Linked DNA regions of Homo sapiens: region 1 is linked to region 2. Evidence: chromatin contacts called from ENCODE Hi-C or POLR2A ChIA-PET data. All regions are on one chromosome and are shown on one strand. Each heading gives the region's core, a stretch centred on a gene start or an enhancer-like site at or near the end of the contact. The rest is flanking DNA. Distances are from core to core; before and after follow the strand shown. Region 1 overlaps DZIP1 (DAZ interacting zinc finger protein 1). Region 2 holds the start of CLDN10 (claudin 10).

Region 1 (6,937 bases), core at 3,464-5,963, 63 kb before region 2:
TATTAGTCTGTTCTAATACTACTGTAAAGAATTACCTAAGACTGGGTAATTTATAAAGAAAAGAGGTTTAATTGACTCACAGTTCCATAGGCTGTACAGGAGGCATGGCTGGAGAGGCCTCAGGAAACTTATAATCATTGGCAGAAGGACAAAGGGGAACCAAGCACGTCTTAAGATGATGGAGCAGGAAAGAGTGAAGAGGGAAGTGCTACACACTTCTAAACAACCAGATCTTGTGAGAACTCACTATCATGAGAACAGCAAGGGGGAAGTCCACCCCCATGATTCAATCATCTCCCACCAGGCCCTTCCTTCAACACATGAGATTTGAGTGGGGACCGAGAGCCAAACTGTTTCACTAGCTAAAATTTTACCAGATAGATAGTTGGGTTTCATAGGTATTCACTAAAAAGGAAGCTCCCATATTGCATAGATCTCATTGTTACAGTTGTACATAAATTATTCTTTTATTCTTTTGTAGGAAAGCAAATGGACAGCTCGAGTTCAAGCTATTCATCAAGAACACAAGAAAGAGAAGGGTCGGGTAAGGTTAAGAAACCAGTGGCCTAAAGTGGGCCATTTTTTAAAGAAATATTTGCTTTCCTTTTTAATAAACATAATATTTGTCCACTTAATAACATTTGGGGAGAAATGTGTAGCAAAATTAAAATTACCTATAATTCTAACACCAAAATAACCACTGCTACTACTTTCTTATAATTTGTTTTCTTTTTTTTTTTTCTCATGAAACTTTTTTAATGGGTCTCAAAATTCTGTGACAAATTTTTGGTCAAGTTGTTCCCATTAAAAAGTACTGATTTTAAAAACTAATAACTTAAAACTGCCACACACAAAAAAGAAAACCAAAGTGGTCCACAAAACATTCTCCTTTCCTTCTGAAGGTTTTACGATGCATTGGTATCATTAACCAGTCTTTTACTACTAAACTTAAATGGCCAATTGAAACAAGCAGTTCTGAGACCATTCTTCCACCACTGATTAAGAGTAGGTTGGCAGGTATTAGGGATAATATTCATTTAGCCTTCAGAGCTTTCTGGGCAGACTTGGTGACCTTGCCAGCTCCAGCAGCCTTCTTGTCCACTGCTTCAGTTTTCTTGTATGCATTTCTGTAAGTGTAGAACCTCATATATACATAGTTTTACAACATTCGAATTATGTTTTGTAGGTTTGTACACTTTTCACTTTATATATCATAGACCTTTCCTAAGTTTTAAAGTATTCTTCAAAATCATGACTTTTAATGACTTTCATGATGATCTTATTGGATGTATCATAAGTGACTTAATCATTTCTTCATTGTCAAATACATGTTTCTGATTTTTTTGTATCACAGAACTGCAATGTAAGTAATTTTTTAAAAAGGCAAGAACTGTTTACATTAAAATCGCTTTAATGAAAACAAACTTTAATTATGACACTGATTCTCTTTCACCTGAGTACATCAGAAATTTAAGTGTTAAAATGTGTTTACACTAGTGCAAAACATCTAAAGTAGATGTATTTGAGAAGGTCTTAAAATAGGAAAACTTCTGTTTATTTTTTCACTTGAAATTGTGTTTTGTACCTTAGTATTTCTTGTAAATCTTTTCTGAATGGAAAAAATGTTTCCTCTTTTGCACATTTTCTAATATTACCTTTCTTAGTAGAATATTAAACGACAAAAGATCATATAATATGTATGTGTATAATTGCAAGGATGAAGTGTGTTCAGATGATCAAAAAATTTATCAGCTTATATTTCTCCAAAGTGGAACAAATACTGAGGAAGACGGGGAGAGAAAAAGAAACTGGGAACAATACTAGAGCCAAACTAAAGCAAACAAAAAATAAAAATATTTCACAAAACACCTGCAGTTCTTGAGGAACTTCGATGGGAAAGTTAGATATTAATCTACCTTTAAGATTGTATCATTGCTAGAAAAGGAAGTAGGAAGCACTATTTTTCCTCTATTCCATTTAAAATATCATTTCATCATGCAAATACTTTATAGTGATAATACACAGACATACACCCAATACACATATCTATAGATATACACATATACAGTAGTTTATATTGAAAATTGTATCACTGATGTGGCAGTTCAATTTAGGAGATATTTACTGAGCATCTGCTATGTACTACACTTTATAAGGCTAAAAAGAGATGTGGAACAATGCCTGCCCTCAGACCGCTTACAGTACAGAAGGGAGTAGGAGTGAGGCTACAGCTATGGGAATCAGGATGGGATAAATGCAGAGTGCCCTAGGGACTGAACAGAGAGAGTTTCTTGAAGTGGGATTAGGGCTGTGTGTGGATCATGCCCATGTTTACATCTTCAGCCTAAACAACTCTTCTGAGTTCCAGATCAGGTAGCCAGCTCAGTACTCGACATCTCCATGGGCTTCTCAAGTGCGACATGCCTAAGATGAAGTTCTTGGGTTTGTTCCCCAGACTTGGCAAATGGCACCCTCGTTCCTCCAGATGCTCATCTTGATTCCACCTTTCTCTCTCAATCCCCGAGTCCAGGCTGTCTGCAGGGCCCACTCTATGGAACCAGTTCTTCTGTACTTTCCTGTTGCCCTGCATTAACTAAGCCTCCATTTCTGAATGGGCCCCAGGGTGGGTCTCCTCAATTCCAGCCTTCCCCTTCCTTAGTCTGCTCTCCACAGAGCCAGCAAAATAACCTGGCTGCTGGCCGCCATTCTAGCCTCAGCCTGACCCCCCCGCCCCACCCCCTGCCTTTCGGAACCTCCTCTTTCCAGCTATGATGACTTTCTGCTAATTTCTAGAACATTCTGGCCTTTTCCTCTTTTATACCTGGTTTTCATTGTTGGCAAGCCCTTCGACTTGCTCTTCACATGGCTACCTCCTTCCCCTCAGTATGAGTTTTCTATTCTGTGTAGCAAATGACCACAAATTGAGTGGGTGAAGATGGCATGTATTTCTCTTCTCAATGTCCGTGGGATAGGAGTCCAGGCAGGGCTTGGCTGGGCTCAGGGACTCACAGGCTGCATTGAGAGTGTCATCTGGGCTGTGTTCCTGTCTGAGGTTCCTTGTGGTTATTTGAAGGGCTGAGACTATCAGGTTCCAGAGGCTACTCCTTCTCCATAGCAGTGCACAGCATGGCTGTTGACTTCAAGGCCAGCTAGAGTGTGTCTCTCTTGCTTTCATTCTCCCGCTTCAGGAAGGGCCTGGGACTTCTTATTTCTTTTTTTTTTGGGGTGAGACAGAGTCTCACTCTGTTGCACGGGCTGGAGTGCAGTGATGCCATCTTGGCTCACTGCAACCTCCGCTTCCTGGGTTCAAGCGATTCTCCTGCCTTAGCCTCCCGAGTAGCTGGGATTACGTGCCACCATGCTGAGCTAATTTTTGTATTCTTAGTAGAGATGGGGTTTCACTGTGTTGGCCTGGCTGGTCTTGAACTCCTGACCTCAGGTGATCTACCCGCCTCGGCCTCCCAAAGTGCAAGGATTACAGGCGTGAGCCACCATGCCTGGCCTGGAACTTCTTTCAGGGGGCTCACCTGAATAAGACAGGCCCACACAGGATAATCTTCCTTTTCATAACCTCAAAGTCCACAGATTTGGGACTGCTATTGCGTCTCCAGAGTCCCTTCACCTTTGCCGTATTCTGTGGTTGAGAAGCACAATGGAGGTTCTCCTCAGACCAAGGGACAGCATCACACAGGGGGTGTACACCAGGGGTACAACCTTGAGGGCCCCCTGAGAACCCTGCCTACCCCATTGCCTCTGGCCTCTGGGTCCTGGTCACCTGATGTCACTCTATCCAAGTAGGTAGTCCCTTTTCTTTATTATTCCCATAATATCTCAAACAGAGTTCTGAGCACTATTTTAAATAGTTTACTTGCTTATTTGTTTCCTTGTTTATTGTCTATCTCTCCAATCACGTCATTGGCCCTCTGAGTGAAGGGCTCTGTCTATTTAGCTCTCCATTGTCTGCCCAGCATCCACTCATGTGTCTGAAATGTGGTTGGCACTCACTACACACTTGCAGAATGAATGTGGAAGGTAGCTAGCTAGGGCATCATTCAGCCTTGTTTTCATAGATGGAGAAAGGCTGATTGTAGGGTTCAGAAGAGCAGGGTTACCAGAGTTGTCTGGAGGTCTAAGCACCATCTGCTGTAGGGAGGACACTAGTCCACGTTTCCACCCTGCACCCAGGGAGCTTCCCCCGTGGCAATGACTATGTAGTTAGGACGATGGCGTTCACCTCCCAGCATATTTTATCTATGGCAGCTAAGATGCAGGATCCCAGGAGCAGTGGATGGTAGTTTCTCTGCACCACAGGTGGCTCCACTGTGCAAGGAGTGTTCTCCTTTGTCCCCCTACATTACACTGAAGCAAAAGTGGCCTGTTCTTACAGTTCATGTCCTGGTGTCCTGGAGCTGACTCATATCGGCTCTCAGCTGTGCACATTTCTCCTCATCAGGGTGTTTTTTTTGAAAGCTGATTTAACCAGCACAACTTTGGTTTCATGGGAACATTTAGAAATAAATGGATATTTGTAGTTGCCATATACTTAAGCCTTCTAAGAGTTCTGTGAAGTAGATGCTGTCACTCATTTTACAGGTGAGGACACAGGGGCTTAGACAGATGCTGTGTTGCCCACGGTCACTGGTATTTGAATGCAGGCCCTGTGTACTCCAGGGCATACTACACTGCTGGCCTGTCTAGCTCCAGGCACTCACCTGTGAAGCTCCCAGCCGGGAAGGAAAACAGGCAGTGACAGCTTCAAGTGGTTGCTTTTCTGTAAGGACGCAGGATCTTTTCTTTGGATGCTCTGACATGGTAATCCCTAACCAGGGATGCACCTCAGAATTACCTGAGACTCTTTTCCAAAGTACAGGTGGCCAGCTCCACTCCCTGAGATCTTGATTTAGTAGATAAGTCTGGAACACATGGATTTTGGAGATAAACAAACCAAAAGCCACCCAGGCTATCCTGTTTTGGATCTATGGTTTGAACCACTGCTCTTAGATCATTAAAATCCCTACTCTTATTCTTCAAGCCATCTTTCTAGCATTGGTATTTAGGGACAGAATTCAGGTTTCTTTATTAATCGGGGGTGGGAAGGCATTTTTAAAATCCTGGCTCCTTTAAAGCTGTCTGTGTTTCAGACAGTTGTGGGAATTTCAGTGGCCTCTGGCTGGAATAGAAAGCGAGTTACAGTTTTTATACTTTGTCATTGCGAGTTGTGATAGAGAGAAAGACGGACAGTTGTCATGGAGGAAGAAGGTGAGGCCTTTCCTGGTTCTGAGTGGGGCGCATGCCTCACATACTAGGTATGTGGGGGCGGATTTGTGCCACCACTAGGCTGCACTCCTTCCTCGTCTGTTGGTTTGACTTGTTTAGAAGCTGCTTACCTCTCCCTTCTTTGCTCTTAAACCCTAACAGAGGGGTGAATTCAATCAGGTTTAGTAATCTCTGCCTGAGACCTAACTATTAATTATTCCACATGATTGGTGCCTGCTGTTCCCACAATGCACATATTGTATTTCTCTGTTTAGGGAAAGTTGCATTTGCCAACTTTCTATTGATTTACTTAGATTCTTGGCAATTTTTTTTGTTTTAAATAACATTGGTAGGAGTTCACAGGCAGTCACAGATAAGCGATGGCATGCCCTTTTTACCCAACAGAAGACTCTTGAGAGCTTGGGAGGTTGTCAGATGGTCACATAATGAAGGAAGGGAGGATGGGGTGATGTGGGCCAGTAGGGAAAAATGCATAGTGCTTGAAATGGGATCACAGAAAATGGGCTCATGAGCTGCAAACTTCAAAATAATTTCTGGCTATGTTTGCCTAGACCCTCTCCATTCCTTTCTCCATGTACTCTTTTCCGTGCCTTTCTGATTCATTCTTAACTCTTCTATTAAGAATGATGTTATCCCTTAGATATTCCCACATCTCCTTTCTTCCTGGGGCCTGGAGCAACTCCCCATGTAGTTGATCAAGGCCGAGATCCTAAACCTCCATCCAGCAGCCTGGACATTTATACTGGCTTTTCCTTCTATTTTCCAGCTCAGCATTTCCCAGACTGCTTTGGAGGCCACTTTTCCAGGGGCCTGTAAAGATGTAGTGAAAGCTCTTGACAATGCCCTCCTTGGGGGAGGTTCTTAGTATCCACTAGGAAAGGAAAGATTCTTTTTAGGTTTCACTCGGAAAATCTTTCTAGATTGGTTCCACCCAGTGTTTGTCCAGCCTCATAGGAGCACAGAGCATTTCAGAGGCAAGGCTGTGCAGGATGCTAAGACACTGCTTTTTTTTTTTTTTTTTTTTTTGAGACAGGGTCTTACTCTGTCACCGGGGCTACAGTGCAGTGGCTTGAGCATAGCTCACTGCAGCTCCAACCTCCTGGGGTCAAGCAACCCTCCCACCTCAGCCTCCCGAGGAACTAGGACTACAGGCTAACCCCACCACACCTAGCTTAATTTTTAAAACTTTTTGTAGAGACAGGGTCTTACTGCATTGCCCACGCTGAACTCCAACTCCTGGACTCCAGTGATCCTCCCTCCTCGGCCTCCCGAAAGAGCACTGACTTTGAAACTTGCATGTGAAAGTTTAAGTCTGGGCTCTGCCCACCTTCGGCTGTCTCAATTAGAGCCAGTGACTTTACCTTTCTAGACTTGAGTTTTCCTATCTGTACGATGGGGCCAAAACATGTGTCCATAACATTGTGGTGTGGATTCAACAAAATGAAGTGCATCTAGTACACAATGAGTGTTAATTTTCTAAAAGCAAGCAAATGAGGAAATGCTGGTCTAGGTGCCCTTATATACTCATCTCAGGCACGGACACTTCCTGCTCCTTTATTTGATCAGGATACCCTGTCACCACTTCCAGGACATAGACTTGGAATGTTCTTCACCCCAATTATGAAGCCTTTTTTTTTTTTGAGACGGAATCTCGCTCTGT
Region 2 (6,240 bases), core at 580-3,079:
GGACAACTATTCCTACTTCCTCTTCACTCCCGGCCCGATCTGCCCCCAAACAGGTATGGTACCACCTCCACTCTCACTGCAGACATGTAGGAGAAAACTTTATTATTCTGCACTTAATAATATTCATAGAGCATTCATTTCCTTCTCTCCCTTGTCCCCCAACTGTCCTACAGAAGGAAGCGTACCTATCTGGCACACTATCTCAGAGAACAATAGAGTTACAACAGAAGAGTGTTCAGAGGACAGTAACACATTGCTGACTATAAATCACAGGAACAAGAGAATGCCTGTTCATCTACCTGGATGCGTGCTCTACAAACCACAGGAAATTCAACGGTAATGCTGGGGAATAAACACTGTTCCGGCTGCTTATTTTACCGAACAGGACACGGACCCGGGCGCCACCCTTCTAAAACTAGATGCGTATTCCTTATACGGAGGTTCCATCAAATACCACGTTGAGCAACAGTTTGCTCTTCGTGGCAAACCCCATCTTAGAGGAATCAACTATTTTCTTTCATTTACCCAGCTATGTAAACAAAACCTGCAAGTGCGGTAATAAAAGAAAAAAACACCTCAAATCTAGAAATATGTAATGTAAATAACTCCTCTTAAGTTTCTGCCAGGATTCGTTTGCTGTAAAATCCTGGAAGCAACGGGCCTAGAACTTGAGCAATCAATGGGACCGGGCTGACATCGGCTGTTGTCTTGAAACTCAACAGAGCCAGAGTTCTGTGTGAATATCCACCAGCTGCTACCAGCATAAGGCCTGACTAACCAGAGCAACGCAGGTGAACCTCCACAAAGGAACAACCCAGGACAGCAGCAGGCACCGGGGACTCGGATGCAGAACTGGTCAGCTCCCGGCGCCACGCTCTCACGGCCCAAGATTCCCTACCCTCTGCGGACTCATCGCGGCACCGCAAGGGCTATTATTTTCCTAAAACTCGGAGGAAGTGTTTGTAGTGTTGCCTAGGCAGACAAGTTTGTAGAAGCTCTTTAAAGGGAAACAATAACAACAACAAATTCTGCAATATGTTTTCCCGCTTCCAACCTCTCAACCCCCACCCCCGCCTACTTTTAAAAGAACCAACGAAATGGCTCAAGGGAGGTCAGGACAAACGGATTTGGCTTGCAATGACACCATTTTTATCAGAACCCAGCCTTCGGGGAACGTAGGGGAGGGAGGTGGAGGAGACAAGCCCCTGCAGCATGAACTCTGGGTCCCAGCGGTCCCCAAGATATGGGGGGTGGGGGAGGGCAGCCGCTTCCTTGACTCTCAGGACCGCAAAGCTTCCCCATCCCCCGACGCCTGGGAGTCACCAACCCGGGCCTGTCTGCGTGTCCCCCCTCCCGGGGTCCCAGGCTCGAACAGGCGCCCCGCGAGACAGCCATCAGGAGAGGGCGGGCACCAGGAGCGTCCCTGGCTCCCTAAGGCCCTGTTGGGAGAGACGGGTCGGGCCTCAGAGGAGTCCAGTCTAGGGGTCCCGCTGGGGGTATTGGGGGCGAGAGGGCGCCTAGCGGGCTGGCCATCAAGGAAGGAGGGCTGAGGGCGGGGGCCGCGGGGATGCAGACCGTCCAGCGCCAGCATGGAGGGGAAGTCCTTGCAGTTGGAGACGCCCGTGGAGTCGGTAACGCACGCCTTCCACAGGTTGGCCCAATAGGTGGCGGTTGTGATGACCGTGCCGTCGATGGTAGACACCTTCCAGTAGTCGGTGGGCAGCGTGGAGGACACCAGTACCCAGCCTGAGATGGAGACCATGAAGGCGATGATCTCCGAAGCCGTGCTAGCCATGCCGCCGGCTGCAGCCGCGCTCGCTCTCCGGCTCCCACTCTGCGCCGCGACCCCCGCACTCCCAACCCCGGGGCTCCGCCTCCCGCCTCCGCCTCCGCCCACCGTCCCCGCCCACCACCCCGCCCAGCGGACCCGGCGCCAGGGGGCGCACGCGACCCCTCACACCCATGCCCTGTCCCTTGAGGGGCCTCAGAGGGCTCGCGGTCGCCCCCCGGGTTCTCCATCTGCAGCTGGCCCGCGCCCGCGTGCGGGAGGAAGGCCGGCCTGCGCTCCCCTGAGCCAAAGGGCCGCGGAGAAGGGCTCGCTTGTTGGAGCGGCTCAGGTTCAGACTGGCAACCGGGTGTGGACAACCTGCTGCGCCCCCACCTCACCACCCCCACCCAGCCCTACCCAAGGCAAATAGCTTGGCTTCCTGACTACCTTGTAGAAGCAGAGCAGGAAAAGCCTTTTGCATGCCCTGAAAGGACACGGTTTGGTAACTCAGCCCTCGGTTTGCTGAACTCTAAAGGTTTGCGTGCCACGCTTGTTTGGGTGACTCTGTTTGACTTGTCAAGGAGGGATCATTGCAGATTCTGGGCTGGAAACCGGCCTTGCCCTCAAAACTCTGCAGTTCTTTTTGGCCTGGTGCTATGCGGAAAGTCATGGCAAAACGGTGCGTGGCACAGGCCTAAAGTCAAGATAGCAGCAGATGGGGCATCCTGACGATCTTGATCTTGCTGGTGTACTCATACTAATGCACTACGCAGAGGGCATTTGTTCAACACATTTTCCCTGTAGGTCCCTTCCAGCTTCCAGGTCTAGAGGCTATTCTATGAAAGGATGCTGTTATCCCAGTCAAAACTGCTATCTTGTCTTTTATTTTTTTTTAAACCACCTCCATCTCTCACGCCTAATTGAAATATAAACTCATTCATTCCTTCATCCCTTCATTGCTGTCTCAAGGTAAACATAAAGATCAAGGTGTACTTCTGGCTCCTGAGGCCACAAATCTGGGCATAAATGAGAGAACAAGGACACGGGTTATTATTTGTCCACTTAAAGGTTCTTGCAGTTTTGTTATGAGCTTCCAGGTTTCACTTGTTGCCAAAAGTAAGGAAAGGTCTAAAACCTATCAATCAGTCTGCTGTGATAAATCTCGTGCTAACCCTCTGTGTCACTATCTTTAGGCAGAAACACTCTGGTTCAATGTGAAGAATTTCTTAATTTCCCTTTGTCACTTTTTTTTTTTAACCAAATGGGTGCCCAGTGAAATTAGAGGCGACAAGGTGACTGGAGAAGAGAGGAAGCTGGACATAGAATCATCAAAACTTAGATTGGAAGAATCACTGTAGACCAGCAGGACACGCTCCACACTCAAAACAATGTTCCTGTCTATTTCTAGAGATAATGTTTAGCCCATGCTCCACCCTTCAGGACCAGCAGTTCAGTGCATGGCAACGTATCTATTCTGTTTTTCTTCATGTTGTTTTGACAGCCCTTTAAAAAAGCTTTTCTTCCTATTGAGCCCCAAATCTGTCTCTCTTCAATGTCTACCCGAATGTTGTAATCTGTGCTCTGAGAACACGAAGTAAGTCCTACTCTTGTTGCAGCCGTGCAGCGGCTGGCAGGTAGTGGGCTTCTCTGTGCTTAATGGTCCCATGGCTTTCGTGAATGGGTACAAGGGTGACAATGCAGACATGGTTACCCTACTGTTCTGCTCTGAACCCCAGCTTGTCCTGATGTATCATGTTAGGTTCACTGGTAAACTAAACTTAAAAACTGAGTTTAAGAAGTATCTCCCTGGCTGGGCGCAGTGGCTCACACCTGTAATCCCAGCACTTTGGGAGGCCGAGGCGGGCGGATCATGAAGTCAGGAGATCGAGACTATCCTGGCTAACACGGTGAAATCCCGTCTCTACTAAAAATACAAAAAAAAAAAAAAAAAAAAAAAAAAGTATCTTCCTAACCTCTTCCTTCTCATTCTCCTTGCTATGCAAATCAGTCACCTTTGAGCAATGACTACAAAGCATCCTCTATTCTTTTGTATGGCTTGCCTTTTTAAAGTGTTTTATCATCTGTTTTTTTGCCCTCCAGCATATTTCCACTATTATTTCTATGCCATATTCCTTCCTGAATAATCTGCCTATTTCTGATCCAATTACTATTTGAAAAACACAAAACCCACTAACCATAACATTTCTTACTGATTTTTCTAAAATTACAAATTACACAAATTTAATACTTTATTTCCTGGCCTTGTTCGATAGTCCCTTTGTTTACCGTGGCTCGCCTATGGTAGATACTCACTAAATTGATTATTTCTTTGTTTTTACTAGACAAAACCCTGACTTACTTTTGCCACAAAACAAGTGTAGTGCTGTGACCTTTAAGACTCAAGCACTTCCTAATTTATCACCTAGTTGCTATGAAGTCCACTGTTTGGATCCAAAGGCACATTGTTTGTTTTAAAGAAAGAACTTTGAAGAATGGTTTGGTGTTTTAAACCAGTCTGCAAAGTTTATTTAACACATAATGTAGCTCTACCCATTATACTTCAAAAATCCATAAGCCCAGATTACCGTTGCAACATAGCATCCGGAAGAAACAAATTCTGAATTCCTGCTTGGAACACTCTTCTCTCTGCCGCATCGCCACACCAGTGAAGCCAGAATCTCTGGGGGTGGCCTTGGTAGCAGTATTTCCAAAACTTCTAATGTGGACTCAGGCTGAGAACCACAGCTCTGACCAGTTGAGCTCTGTGTATGTGTGTATAAACAGTTAATTTAGCATAACGGATGGTGGTATGCATCACAGGAAGAAAGAATATTAAACTCATTGTTGAATACTTTGAAAAAAGAAATATTCTATTACTGTAGAGATTGCAACACACAATTTCAACTTAAAAGGGATGGGAAACACCACAAACAATCCATAAATTAAAACTTAAATGGCAGCATTATTAGTTCCTTTGGCAGCTAAAACAGACTAGGGTCGTCATGCCTGTGGACTTGGTTAATTTTCCTTTCTCCTTTCTATGAGGTTGGACAACCCTAAACTCTTTTCTTTATCTTCCCTAGGATGTACTACATAGTTACTGTGGAAAGCTGTATGTTGGAGGCCATGAGTTCCTGACCAAAGAATGAAAAATGTTAACTTTCTTTAATACCTAGATAATATTATGTAATGAATCAAACATTTTTATTTTAGAATGTCTTATATCTTATGCTTCTCAAGCTAGTTTTGTCAGGAGAATTCTAAAGATATTATGGAGTAGCATATAATCTAAAAAAAGAATGTCCAGAAAATAAAAATGGACCAAATAGAGATTTTTGAAAAGAAGTAATGGATAAATGTCTTGTTTTGCTTTAAGATTATACAGTTCCCAAATAACCTTTGCAGTTAATCTGCAAGCCGATTTACAGAGTACTTTCGACTGATAAATGCTTCCTTATTTTCTTTAGGATTCAGTTCACTGAAATTTCATAAGAGACTATTCTTAATTTAAATATAAAAGTGAATACATCAAAAAAGGTTGCCTCCTCTAAATTATTCAAAGTAACATCTTAGTTAACAATAGTTTAGTCTTTACAAAAAGCTATAGATCTTTTCCAATATGAAAACTACTAACTGATCTATAAATTTGACCCGAAGACATACAATGCCCTCAAACATATTCTGAGCCTTTCTACTTTTGAGGTCTAAGTCACTGGAATTAGCATTGAAAATTATTTCTTTGGCTTATTATGGTTATTAAAGAGAAATAGAGGATCCCCCCCACCCTGGGGTTGTTCAATAGGAGTGAAAACCAGTTTAGCCAACTAAACAGGAGATTTGCAGAAATTCCTTACTTGAGATTCAGTACACCTACCAAGCAACGCAGGTGTGCCTTTCAATAGCTCAAGGATTTTCTAAGCATCAGATTTGGTTTCAGTATACATTAGCTCCTTCCTAGATTCCAGTGAGGTGGCGTGCTGCTAATCAGGTGGGAAGAAACTGAATTCCTGATGATACGGTATTAACTAAAAAAAACAACTGCCCAGGAGCCAAGTATTGTTACATCACATTAAAGAAGACATTAATGCCGGTACCAAGATATTAAAAGAGCATATCTGTGTTCTTTTTCCTTCCATTTTCCCTAACATTTCATTTATCTTAATGCTTATGCAAATCCAATGATATTTGTAATCTACTTAGCATGAAAGCTACAGAGTGATAGGAATAGTTACAGAATGAACAGTTATTCTCACCATTGCATCACCATTCATATATAAATATATATCTATAATTTTTTTTGCAAATTATAACTATAAAAACAGTTGCCTTATTCTGTCATTTGGCAACCTGTGAAGTTGTACTCCATCAGAATATTTCTATGGGCCTATTACAAGTCAGTGCCATATACCTTGTGGATTTGTTTTTCATGCATTCATTTGAAACACACTCATTCCCAATTCTAAATTATCTTA

Evidence for each region. Hi-C counts contacts between places; a loop is a spot of excess contacts on that map. ChIA-PET counts read pairs that join two places held with the same protein, here RNA polymerase II (POLR2A).
Region 1: a map of Calu3 shows a loop between it and region 2 (5-fold over the local background). The contact joins the enhancer-like site here to the promoter of CLDN10 in region 2. A Hi-C loop is called at or near these places in 1 of 168 maps with a recorded cell type or tissue (Calu3) and 2 of 37 single-sample maps with no recorded cell type. POLR2A ChIA-PET finds 5 or more read pairs at or near these places in 2 of 52 experiments (MCF 10A and RWPE1).

The regions. Positions count from the first base shown.
Region 1 is chr13:95,613,492-95,620,428 of GRCh38, reverse strand. DZIP1 (DAZ interacting zinc finger protein 1) reads left to right here. Exons shown (of 23, transcript NM_198968.4): 10 at 482-544. Among named protein-coding and RNA genes, the nearest start is that of DZIP1, 28 kb to the left of the region's middle. Within about 2 kb of position 4,713, at least 2 of the 41 ENCODE cell types and tissues checked have a DNase peak (open chromatin) inside an H3K27ac peak, as active enhancers do.
Region 2 is chr13:95,548,309-95,554,548 of GRCh38, reverse strand. It overlaps CLDN10 (claudin 10), which reads right to left and starts at 1,829. Exons shown (of 5, transcript NM_006984.5): 1 at 1,576-1,829. The coding sequence starts at 1,795.